Regions from separate parts of the Homo sapiens genome. Here region 1 is linked to region 2. Evidence: read pairs that join two places in POLR2A ChIA-PET (ENCODE). Cell type or tissue: GM12878. All regions are shown on one strand. Each heading gives the region's core, and the rest is flanking DNA. Links, peaks and the distances in the headings are about the cores only.

Region 1 (6,948 bases), core at 1,192-6,191, 250 kb after region 2:
CACGCCCAGCTAATTTTTTGTATTTTTAGTAGAGATGGGGTTTCTCCATGTTGGTCAGGCTGGTCTCGAACTCCTGACTTCAGGTGATCCCCTTGCCTCGGCCTCCCAAAGTGCCAGGATTACAGGCGTGAGCCACCGCGCCCAGCCTAACCTTCCTAATCTTTTATCACTTCTCTTCTCTGTACTTCTTCTTCCCTTTTTCCTATCTACTATAGGAATTAGCTACTATATATTATCTACTATATATATATTATCTACTATAATTCCATCTTTTTACATTTTCTTCTTCAAATTGTTGGTGCAGTTGCCAATACCATAGTAAGCATTTTGTACCCACCCAAGTGACTTTAGGATCTGGCTGATTTTATTCTCCATTTTGCCACTCATCAATGTTCCCAGGATCTTTCAACATCTGAGCTGTTGCTCCTTTAGACTCCTCGATTTCACAGGACTCTGTAACTTTCTTGATTTCCTGTACTTCCCTCTCTATCTGTCTTGGTTTGGAATGTGAAGAGGCCGGATCTGATTAGCACCAGGGCTTCTAAACTTCTGAGATCTCTTTACTCAGCATTCCCCTTCTATGACCCAATTGCTTTACCTATTTTCTCCCAAGCAAACCTGCCACAAGTTGCTAGAACTGCCCTGTGCAACGAGTCAGCCCCTGTCATTTTACACGCTGTCTGCTGGCTCCACAGGACTCTATCCAGCCTTAGATTCCAAGCTCCACTGCTTTGCGCTGCCCTTGCCAGCTTCCCGGCCTTCCTCAGTCCCTGATGCCTGCTCTGTCCACTGTATCAGTCTCTTCCCGGAGGTCTCCCGGCCTATTCTTGAGAGACAGTTGGTCCACATTGTGTCCAGAGATGGGAGAGGCTAATGGAAGAGGCTTATTCCCTTGTTAATGGAATTTTTTGCTGCAAGAAACAGAAAAATACCAATTTAAATTGTTTTTTATCTTTATTATCTTTATTTATTTATTTATTTGGACAGAGTCTTGCTCTGTCTCCAGGCTGGACTGCAATGGTGCAATCTGGGCTCACTGCGACCTCTGCCTCCCAGGTTCAAGCGATTCTCCTGCCTCAGCCTCCTGAGTAGCTGGGACTACAGGCATGCTCCACCATGCCCGGCCAATTTTTGTATTTTTAGTAGAGATGGGGTTTCACCATGTTGGCCAAGCTGATCTCGAACTCTTGACCTCAGGTGATCCGCCTGCTTTGGCCTCCCACAGTGCTGAGATTACAGGTGTGAGCCACTGTGTCCAGCCTAAATTGGTTTTTGAAATGTGAAATTTGGCCGGGTGCAGTGGCTCATGCCTATAATCCCAGCGCTTTGGGAGGCCAAGGCGGGCAGATCACAAGGTCAGGAGTCTGAGACCAGCCTGGCCAACATGGTGAAATCCCATCTCTACTAAAAATACAAAAATTTCTGGGCGTGGTGGCGGGCGCCTGTAGTCCCAGCTACTCGGGAGGCTGAGGCAGGAGAATCGCTTGAACCCGGGAGGTGGAGGTTGCAGTGAACCGAGATCGCACCACTGCACTCCAGCCTGGGAGACAGAGCAAGACTCTGTCTCAATCAATCAATCAATCAATCAATAAAATGGGAAATTTGTTAATTCATATAACGAGGTAGGGCAGCCTCCATGTGCAGCATATCAGGGTTCTGTATCCTTCTTTCTGTGATTCTCTTTGTTCTGCCCTCATTAATGATGACTGTCATCCTCAGGCTGGCAACAAAACGACCACAGTATTTCCCAATATCACATTCAGACACAACCACGTCTAGAGAAGCAGAGAGGCCTTTTCTTTTCTCCCACAAATATAGAACACCTTTCTACAGTTGATCTCAGCCGAAAGGCAGAGAAGAAATCTAGAACATCTTTCTCACAAGTCCTCATAGATGCTGCTTTCACATCTCATTGGTCAGAAACAGGTAATGTGCCCATCTCTAAACAAATCACAGACAATGGAATGGGATCACTGGTATTTCTTTATTATTCATTTTTAAATTTTATTCTTTATTTATTTCTTTTTCTTTTCTTTTTTTTTTTTTGAGAGAGAGTTTCACTCTTGTTGCCCAGGCTGGAATGCAATGGCACGATCTCGGCTCACTGCAACCTCTGCCTTCCAGGTTCAAACGATTCTCCTGTCTCAGCCTCCCAAGTAGCTGGGATTACAGGCATGTGCCACCATGCCTGGCTAATTTTGTATTTTTAGTAGAGACGGGGTTTCTCCATGTTGGTCAGGCTGGTCTCAAACTCCCAACCTCAGGTGATCTGCCCACCTCAGCCTCCCAAAGTGCTGGGATTATAGGCATGAGCCACTGCACCTGGCCTATTCTTTATTTCTTTTAGAGACAGCGTCATTCTGTCTCTCACCCAGCCTGGAGTGCAGTGGAATAATCATAGCTCACTGCGGCCTTGAACTCCTGGCTCAAGCAATCCTCCTGCCCCAGCCTCCCAAGTAGTTGGAACTACAGGTGTGCTAATTTTTTAAAATTTCTGTAGAGATGGGCAGGGAGCACTCTCACTATATTGCCCAGGCTGGTCTTGAACTCCAGGCCTCAAGCAATCCTCTCACCTCGGCTTCTCAAAGTGCTGGGATTACAGGCATGAGCACACCGTGCCCAGAGATTTATTTAGATCAGTCAGGATTTGCCTCCGGATCTGAGACTTGTGTGGGAGGCTTATACTTGAACAACAAAATTGGACTTCTGCAGGCAATAAAGAAGGAGATTAAGGATGTTGAGTAGGTAATCAGCAGTATCTGCTATAGTGTGAAATGGTGGACCATTGAGAGGAAGACTTTATAAACACTTTTCAGCTTGAAGGTCGCTAATTTAACCATTAACGGTCTCTTCTTGTAAATTTGACCATGGGAAGTTCTTTTGTTAGTTTGTCGGTTGTTTTTTCAGGGGAGATGGTGAGGATGGGGGAGATTCTTTTTAATTTCTAACTCCTGGCCGGGTGCAATGGCTCACGCCTGGAATCCCAGCACTTTGGGAGGCCGAGGTGGGCGGATCACAAGGTCAGGAGTTTGAGACCATCCTGACGAACATGAAACCACGTCTCTACTAAAAATAAAAAATTAGCTGGGTGCGGTGGCTCACGCCTGGAATCCCAGCACTTTGGGAAGCCGAGGCGGGCGAATCACTTGAGGTCAGGAGTTCAAGACCAGCCTGACCAACATGGTGAAACCACATCTCTACTAAAAATACAAAAATTAGCCAGGCATGGTGGCGGGTGCCTGTAATCCCAGCTACTCGGGAGGCTGAGGCAGGAGAATCACTGAACCTGGGAGGTGGAGGTTGCAGTGAGCCAAGATCTCACCACTGTACTCCAGCCTGGGCGACAAAGTTAGATTCCATCTCAAAAAAAAAAAAAAAAAAAAAAGTAACTCCTGGATTATCCATTTTTGTTTGACATCCCCAGAATATACTTTCTCCATCTATGTTGAACATATCCAACCTTAGCCTTGCATCTGAAAAAAGGTCCTCTGCTCACCTGCTCTTTTCACCCTAACTACTCCCTCTCTCCTATGCTTCTTCCCATCTCGCTCTAATCCCATGGCTCTGCTTGCGCCATTTAGGGGAACACAGAAATCGTTAACCTCAACCTGCTGTCGGCATCATAAACTGACCTGACCATAACTACATCAGTCTTTTGTCTTGTTCTTCCTTCTCCTTGAAAGCTGTCTGTTTCCAGACATCCTGAGGAGTTTCCACAGAGTAAATACTCAAAAGTGTTTACTGAATAAATGCATTTATTCTGTCCCTTCTCCAGCCTTTTTCAACCTCCACCTTTGTGTGGGCGCAAGGAATTTTTACATGTATTTTTGGTCCCCCTTGCTCAGTCTTCAAACAATGGTCTGCAGACATTTGTTTTCTATTTTTTAACAGCTTTATCGAGACATAATTTATATAGCTCAGTATATACCATAACATTTACCTGTTTTTAAGTGCACAAATCAATTCAGTGAATTTATAGAATTGTGAAAACAAGACACAATCCAGTTTTAAAGTGTTTGCATCAACCTCCAAAAAATCATCTCCCATCCCCAGCCCCAGGCAGCCATAATCAATTCCCATCCCCAGACCCAGGCAGCCATAATCAATTCCCATCCTCAGCCCCAGGCAGCCATAATCAATTCCCATCCCCAGCCCCAGGCAGCCATAATCAATTCCCATCCCCAGCCCCAGGCAGCCATAATCAATTCCCATCCGCAGCCCCAGGCAGCCATAATCAATTCCCATCCCCAGCCCCAGGCAGCCATAATCAATTCCCATCCGCAGCCCCAGGCAGCCATAATCAATTCCCATCCCCCGCCCCAGGCAGCCATAATCAATTCCCATCCCCAGCCCCAGGCAGCCATAATCAATTCTCATCCCCAGCCCCAGGCAGCCATAATCAATTCCCATCCGCAGCCCCAGGCAGCCCTCATCTGCTTTCTGTCTCTATAGAGCTGCTTTAAAAAAAAATATTTCATGGCCGGGTGCAGTGGCTCATGCCCGTAATCCCAGCACCTTGGGAGGCCAAGGCGGGTGGATCACCTGAGGTCAGGAGTTTGAGACCAGCCTGGCCAACATGGCGAAACCTCATCTCTACTAAAAATACAAAAATTAGCCAGGCGTGGTGGCGGGCGCCTGCAGTCCCAGCTACTGGAGAGGCTGAGGCAGGAGAATCGCTTGAATCTGGGAGGCAGAGGTTGCAGTGAGCCAAGATCACATCACTACACTCCAGCCCGGGCAACAGAGTGAGTCTCCATCTCAAAAAAAAAAAAAAAAGAAAAGAAAAATCTTGTGGGGAATGCCTTTCTACGTATGACAAAAGGTGCAGATGTGTAGAGAAAAATATTCATAAATTTTACCACATTAAACAATTCTACCAGGAAAAAATATCAAATTTTTTTAAATGACAAGGTGGAAATATTTGCAACTTATTTCATAGACTAAGGACTAATTTCCTTGATAAACAACTTTTATAAATCTGTAAGAAAAAGACCAGCAACCCAATAAAAAAATGAACAAAGGACTTAAGTTATTTCATAAAAAATGGGTCTTGGCCGTGTGCGGTGGCTCACGCCTGTAATCCTAGCACTTTGGGAGGCCGAGGTGGGCGGATCATGAGGTCAAGAAATCAAGACCATCCTGGCCAACATGGTGAAGCCCTGTCTCTACTAAAAATACAAAAATTAGCCTGGCATGGTGGTGCATGCCTGTAGTCCCAGCTACTCAGGAGGCTGAGGTGGGAGAATTGCTTGAACCCAGGAGGGCTGCAGTGAGCTGAGAGGTTGCAGTGAGGTTGCAGTGAGCTGAGATCGCACCACTGCACTCTGGCCTGGCGACAGAGCGAGACTCAGTCTAAAAAAAAAAAAAAAATGGTTCTTAAATATATGATACTCAGACCCCCTCAAAATAAGAGAAATGCAAATCAAAACTATAAGATACCATTTTTATATTAGAATATTGGCAAAACTCAAAAAGTTTGATAACATTCTCCATTGATGAGTATATGGGGGAAATGGGTACTCAAATGTATTGCTGATAGTTTAAGTTGGTACAACCTTCGTGGTAAGTACTACGCATTGGTAAAATGCACTCCAACCTCATCTCCTACCATTTCTTCTCTTGCACAATTTGTATTAGCCACATTGGCCTCCTGCTCCTCCTCAAACATGCAAGGCACACTCCAGCCCCAGGGCTAATACACTTACCTTTCCCCGCTAATCCTGAAATGCATACCAATTTTTCCTTGCCTCCTTCAGGCCTTTGCTCATCATGTGATCTAAAACAGTGGCTCCCATCCCCTCTATCATTCTCCTTTTCATCCCATTTTGAGCACTTACCATCTGATGACACTATTCTATGCATTTATGTCTCTGCTCTCCAACTGTAAACCCAGGACTTTGCTGTATATACTGCTGTAACCCCAAACTCCAGAACAGTACAGGCTTAGAATGTAGTAAGTGCTTATTAACTACAAATAATGAATGAATGAACGTCTATTGGTGACAACTTAGTATCTATTAAAACTTAGAATGCACATACTTAGTAATTCCCCTTTAGGCATTTATCTAATAGATATCCTTGCATATGTGCAAAACAGAGAATGTACAAGGTTATTTGTTGTAGCACTGTTTGTAGTCATGAAAGGAGAAAACAACCCAAGGATAAATTTTTTTTTTTTTTTTTGAGACAGAGTTTCACTCTTGTTGCCCAGGCTGGAGTGCAATAATGGCATGACCTCGGCTCACCACAACCTCCACCTCCCGGGTTCAAGCGATTCTCCTGCCTCAGCCTCCGGAGTAGCTGGGATTACAGGCATGCACCACCACACCCGGCTAATTTTGTATTTTTAGTAGAGACGGGGTTTCTTCATGTTGGTCAGGCTGGTCTTGAACTCCCAACCTCACGTGATCTGCCCGCCTCAGCCTCTCAAAGTGCTGGGATTACAGGCATGAGCCACTGCGCCCAGCAACCCAAGGACAAATTTTAAAATAAGTTACCTATAGCCAGGCACAGTGGCTCACATCTGTAATCCTAGCACTTTGGTAGGCTGAGGTGGGTGGATCACTTGAGCCCAGGAGTTCCAGACAAGCCTAGGCAACATGGTGAAACCCTGTCTCTACAAAAAATACAAAAATTAGCCAGGTGTGGTGGTGGGCACCTGTACTCACAGCTACTTGGGAGGCTGAGAGGGGAGGCTCACTTGAGCCCAGGAGGTTGAGGCTTTGGTGAGCTGTGATCATGCCACTGCACTCCAGCCTGGGTGACAGAGTGAGACCCTGTCTCAAATAAAAAATAAACTACCTATATCTATACAATAAAGAATAAAGGAATACTATGTAGATATGGAAAGATCTCTAATTCAGAAAATTATTTGGCTCCCTTTGGCTACTGTATGTATGAGATCTGACTATTTCAAAACTCTGGTGATATCACTACAAGAATGAGCTC
Region 2 (6,062 bases), core at 1,002-6,001:
ATGCGATGTCACTGAATCTTTTCAACAATTTTATGAGAAATAAATTCTATTTTACAATTTAGGAGAGAGGTTAGGGCTACACAGCTAGAAGCAGAATTTGGCCAGGCACAGTGGCTCACGCCTGTAATCCCAGATACTCGGGAGGCTGAGGCAGGAGAATTGCTCGAACCTGGGAGGTGGAGGTTGCAGTGAGCTGAGATTGTGCCATTGCACTCCAGCCTGGGTGACACAGCGAGACTGCATCTCAAAAAACAAAGAAAACAAAACAAAAAATAGAAGCAGAATTTGAATCCATGTCTATCTGATTCTAGGATCCTGTCCTTGCCATCTCATTGTACAATACCTACAGGCATTTTAAAAGTGTAACTTGAATGTTCCAGTTCTTATCAGCCTAGGGGTGCAAATAAGGTCACATCAGCACTTACCCACAATTTTGCTGGCAGGTCACCCCTCATTTGCTCACACAGAACCTCAGCTTCCTTCAAAATGCCTCCCCAAAAGATTCTTGTAGCTATCCAAGAACGAGTTTCCTTTATTAAGTACTGCCGCGCTCTCATCTCCTTGGCAAGGAGAACTGACACGAACATGATATTCTTGCTGCTTGCTGTGCCATGAGTAATAAAGTCCTTTTTCTCATACCAGGAATTTGATGTCTTCTGCCAACACTCATGAAGCAGTAATAGGCTAACTTATTAGCTTGTGAGTAGGGTAAAATCATCCCAGCCCTGACACATGGCACAGGCTTGAGGTCAGGTGCTATGTGGTGGCAACCACAAGAAGCTGTTGAGAGTCCAGTGACAACTGGGTACTATAGGCCGGGCCCAGTGGCTCCCGCCTGTAATCCCAGCACTTTGGGAGGCTGAGGCAGGAGGACTGCTTGAGCCCAGGAGTTTGAGATCACCCTGAGCAATATAGGGAGATTTTTTTTTTTTTTTTTGAGACAGAGTCTCACTCTGTTGCCCAGGCTGGAGTGCAGTAGCGTGATCTCGGCTCACTACAACCTCTGCCTCCCAGGCTTAAGTGATTCTCCCACTTCCACCTCCTGAGTAGCTGGGATTACAGGCTCTTGCTGCCACACCCGGCTAATTTTTTTGTATTTTAGTAAAGATGGGGTTTCATCATGTTGCCCAGGGTGGTTTTGAACTGAGCTCAGCCAATCCACCTGCCTTGGCCTCCCAAAGTGCTGGGATTACAGGCAAGAGCCACCGCGCCCGACCAATATAGGGAGATCTTGTCTCTACCATTTTTTTTTTTTTTAATTAGCTGGGCATGGTAGTGCATGGCTGTGGTCTCAGCCACTTAGGAGGCTGAGGTGGGAGGATCATTTGACCCAGGAGTTTGAGGTTGCAGTCAGACGAGATCACGTCACGGCACTCCAGCCTGGGCAACAGAGGGATACCTTTTCTCTAAAAAAACTAGAAGAAAGAACTGGTTGCTGTAGCAGTGGCTGCCATAAGAAAAAGGTAAACCAGAGGAATCGAAAGAAGTGTCTCTACTGTCTCTCTCTGCAAATCTCATTAGCCACTGTCCTGCTTACTCTCAATGAAGACTAGGAAAGCTAGTGCTGTCAAGCAAGAACTCCTTTGACGGCTGGGCGCGGTGGCTCACGCCTGTAATCCCAGCACTTTGGGAGGCCGAGGCAGGCAGATCACCTGAGGTCAGGAGTTTTGAGACCAGACTGGCCAACATGGAGAAACCCCATCTCTACTAAAAATACAAAAATTAGCTGGGCATGGTGGCACATACCTGTAGTCCCAGCTACTTGGGAGGCTGAGGCAGGAGAATCACTTGAACCCGGGAGGAAGAGGTTGCAGTGAGCCGAGATCGTGCCGCTGCACTCCAGCTTGGGTGACAGAGTGAGACTCCATCTCAAAAAAAAAAAAAAAAAAAAAAAAAAAGAACTGCATTTTCTGGTATGAAATCACTGATATGAGCTGACTTACTTTCTTTTTTTTTTTTTTTTTGAGACAGAGTTTCACTCTTGTTGCCCAGGCTGGGGTGGAGTGCAATGGTGTGATCTTGGCTCACTGCAACCTCCACCTCCCGGGTTCAAGTGATTCTCCTGCCTCAGCCTCCCAAGTAGCTGGGATCACAGGCAGGTGCCTCCACACTTGGCTAATTTTGTATTTTTAGTAGAGATGGGGTTTCTCCCTGTTGGTCAGGCTGGTCTTGAACTCCCAACCTCAGGTGATCCGCCCACCTGGGCCTCCCAAAGTGCTGGGATTACAGGCGAGAGCCACTGCACCCGGCCATGAGCTGACTTTCAAAATATGAGGCTGTCAATGACTGTTGGTTTTCAGGGGTGTATTCAATGAACCAAGTTGTCCCTGACTGATGTGATAGATTTATAAACTGTTCTAGTGGTTACTTGTTGGCACAGCTATAGAACAATCTATCTTTTCCTAGGAGTGTGGGAACTCTGATTTGCATTTGGAAATGTTTCTGTAACTCATTATATAGAAAGGGTCAATCTTCCTAATATACAAAGACCACCTAAGGTTGGGGGCAGTGGCCCACCCTCACAATCCCAGCACTTTGGGAGGCCAACGTGGTAGGACTGCTTGAGGCAAGGAGTTGGAGAAGAGTCTGGGCAACATAGTGAGACCCTGTCTCTACCACCCACCCTGCCAAAAAAAAAATTCAGCCAGTTATTGTTGCTCACTCATGTAGTCCCAGCTAATAGGGAGGCTGATGTAGAAGGATCGCTTGAGCCCAGGGGATCAAGGCTGTAGCGAGCTATGATCACGCCACTGCACTCCAGCCTGGGAAACAGCAACATCCTGTTAAAAAAAAAAAAAAAAAAAAAAAGCCCCTAGAAATTGAGAAGAAAACGACCAACAAACCAATAGAAAAATAGGAAAATAACTCAAATAATTACAAATGGCTCAGAACACTGGGGGACAAAAACCTAACCTCAACCCCATTCATAATAAATGTTTTCTCTTTTTTTTTTTTTTTTTTTTTTGAAACAGAGGTTTTGGTCTGTTGCCCAGGCTGGAATGCAGTGGTACAATCTCAGCTCACTGCAACCTCTGCCTCCCGGGTTCAAGCGATTCTCCTGCCTCAGCCTCCCGAATAGCTAGGATTACAGGTGTGCACCACCATACCCAGCTAATGTATTTTTAGTAGAGACAGGGTTTCTCCATGTTGGCCAGGCTGGCCTCGAACTCCTGACCTCAGGTGATCTGCCTGCCTCAGCCTCCCAAAGTGCTGCAATTACAGCCGTGAGCCACCGGGCCTGGCCACGAATGATTTTTTAAAGCCAAAGAAAAGAGCAGTGGTTAGTTCAGAACCTTTTTGGTTGCCTTAGAAACTTAGGGTTTTTGCTATTACATAACATTAAAATTGCCACTTCCTCCTCTAAAGACCTAAGTCTGAGATAATTAGCCCTCATCTTTTTTTCAGACTGTGACCTATTCTTCTCAGCCCCAAAGGAAAATTTGTTTTTAAGATCATGCTTTAAAAAGTACTACTGGTTTGCGCCCAATGCTTGGCAAGTAAAAAACAAATAAAAAGTACTATTAGTTTAAAAAGTTAAAGTCTTCTAAAATCAAACTAGCTAAATTCATGTATTTTTAGCTTTATCCAAATAAAAGATTTAAAATGTTTTCTAAGCATTTGCCAGTAGAAGGAATCAATTCATTTTTTTTTTGTTTATAAGATGCTTTTCCAGAAGTTATTCTTGAGATTCTGAGATTTTTAAGCACCGTTTTCAAGTCAATAAACTGATAATAGTGTTGTACAAATTACAGCACCTCGAGCTCTTTGTGGGTGGAAAGGTTCTCTCACATGTTAAAACCAAGTTGATTTAATATCATGTCAGTGCCTCTTGCTAGGATTGTTACACAACTCCCCTCTCTTGATTTGTTGTAATGTAGGTTTACTCTGGAGAGTTACTTCATTATGATCTATTTTTAATTAATTCCAATGCCCTCCTTTTTTTTTTTTTTTTTTTTTTTGAGATGGAGTCTTGCTGTGTCGCCCAGACTGGAGTGCAATGGTGTGATCTCGGTTCACTGCAACCTCCACCTCCCAGGTTCAGGCGATTCTCCTGCCTCAGCCTCCCAAGTAGCTGGGACTACAGGCACCTGCCATCATGCCTGGCTAATTTTTGTATTTTTAGTAGAGACGGGGTTTCACCATGTTGGCCAGGATGGTCTCGATCTCTTGACCTCATGATCTGCCCACCTCGGCCTCCCAAAGTGCTGGGATTACAGGCGTGAGACACTGTGCCTGGCAAATGCCCTCCTTTTAATAGACAGATCAGGCTGGGCACAGTGGCTCACGCCTGTAATCCCAGCAGTTTGGGAAGCTGAGGTGGGTGGATCACCTGAGGTAAGGAGTTCAAGACCAGCCTGGCCAATATGATGAAATCCCATGTTTACTAAAAATACAAAAATTAGCCAGGCGTGGTGGCACGCGCCTGTAATCCCAGCTACTCTGGAGGCTGAGGCAGGAGAATCGCTTGAACCTAGGAGGCAGAGGTTACAGTGAGCCGAGATTGTACCGCTGCACTCCAGCCTGGGAAAAAAAAAAAGATCAAATCTTATCCTGGTGTTCTATTATTTCTGGATTGTATCCTTCTAGGAGCTCTGGGAATTTAGTGATGATGTCTGATGGCTTAATTTCCTATGGAGGAAATTTCAAAGAGGGTTCACCTGGTAGGTGAGGAATTGTGGGATTTGTAGGGCTTGTAGGGGCATAGGAAAATGGGACAATGGTAGCTTTAGGTGACCACCCGTTTGTGTATGGGGATGGCAGACACAATCTTATTCTCTGAATCATCAGCTCTGGACATAATCAGAACAACAACAACAACAAAAACTAAAGAATTGGAAGTGCTTTCTGCAGGTACTTAAAGGTTCTCTAGGTGGCCGGGCACGGTGGCTCATGCTGGTAATCCCAGCACTTTGGGAGGCCGAGGCGGGTGGATCACTTGAGGTCAGGAGTTCGAGACCAGCCTGGCCAACATGGTGGAACCCCGTCTCTACTAAAAATACAAAAATTAGCTGGGCATGGTGGTGAGCGCCTGTAGTTCCAGCTACTCAGGAGGCTGAGGCAGGAGAGTCACTTGAACCTGGGAGGCAGAGGTTGCAGTGAGCCGAGATCATGCCACTGCACTCCAGCCTGGGTGACAAAGCAAGACTCCATCTCAAAAACATAAAATAAATGAAAATAAAGGTTCTCCAGTTTTCTCCTATAGATCCTTCATGAGGCTTAACTTCTCCTGGGAATTTGTGGATAAGCATCATTTTTCCACACATACTAACACCCATCTTGTCTAGATAGGAGCGTTATAGGTTTTTGCCTTAGACGTTTCAAGACACCTTAGTCCAGAATCTATTAAAGGAAAACATCTCTGGTGTGTTTTCTTTCCCCCTCTTGTCTTGCAGCGTCAAGCCTGCCATTCTAAACTCTGCTGATATAAAAACCATTTGCCCAGACTCCTTTGCCAGTTGGCTTCTTGTAAAGTTCTATCAATAAGCGGTTCTAGGAAGGAGGAAAGGAAAAGGGGGCTACTTTTTTTTTTTTTTTTTTTTTGAGACGGAGTCCTGTTGCATCACCCAGGCTGGAGTGCAGTGGCATGGTCTCGGCTCACTGTGACCTCCGTCTCCCAGGTTCAAGCGATTCTCCTGCCTCAGTCTCCTGAATAGCTGGGACTACAGGCGTGTGCCACCACACTGGCTAATTTATTGTATTTTTAGTAGAGACGGGGTTTCACCATGTTGGCCAGGCTGGTCTTGAACTCCTGACCTAGTGATCTGCCCCCCTCGGCCTCCCAAAGTGCTGGGATTACAGGCGTGAGCCACTGCGCCTGGCCAAGGAGGCTTCTTTCTTCTTTGTTCCTCTTGTCCATGTTGCCCAGCAGTGCCAGTTGACTCCAGCCTCCAAATTATTCCAGCTCTTCTAGAAGTAGACTCACTGGGACATTTCAGAGGTAGCAGCAGCAGCTGGGAGGTATTTCCTCCTCAGAGATCTGCACACTTCTGCAGGGTCTGCGGGGTCCACCTACCCCAGCCCTCAACTCCTACATTCTAGTGATTGAAACCCTTCCCTTCAGT

Evidence for each region. ChIA-PET counts read pairs that join two places held together with the same protein. Peaks named below come from ENCODE experiments on the same cell type or tissue, not always from the same donor. Only the 100,000 strongest peaks of a DNase experiment are listed, where the experiment ranks them.
Region 1: POLR2A ChIA-PET joins it to region 2 with 8 read pairs; 2 of 35 experiments call an interaction of 5 or more read pairs at or near these places.

Annotation. Positions count from the first base shown.
Region 1 is chr3:196,699,270-196,706,217 of GRCh38, forward strand. No RefSeq gene overlaps it. Among named protein-coding and RNA genes, the nearest start is that of CEP19, 9.5 kb to the right of the region's middle. In GM12878, for the core only: no CTCF peak of the experiment used is centred there; no DNase peak of the experiment used is centred there.
Region 2 is chr3:196,454,446-196,460,507 of GRCh38, forward strand. No RefSeq gene overlaps it. Among named protein-coding and RNA genes, the nearest start is that of UBXN7, 25 kb to the left of the region's middle. In GM12878, for the core only: no CTCF peak of the experiment used is centred there; a DNase peak (open chromatin) is centred at 3,366; H3K27ac peaks cover 825 bases.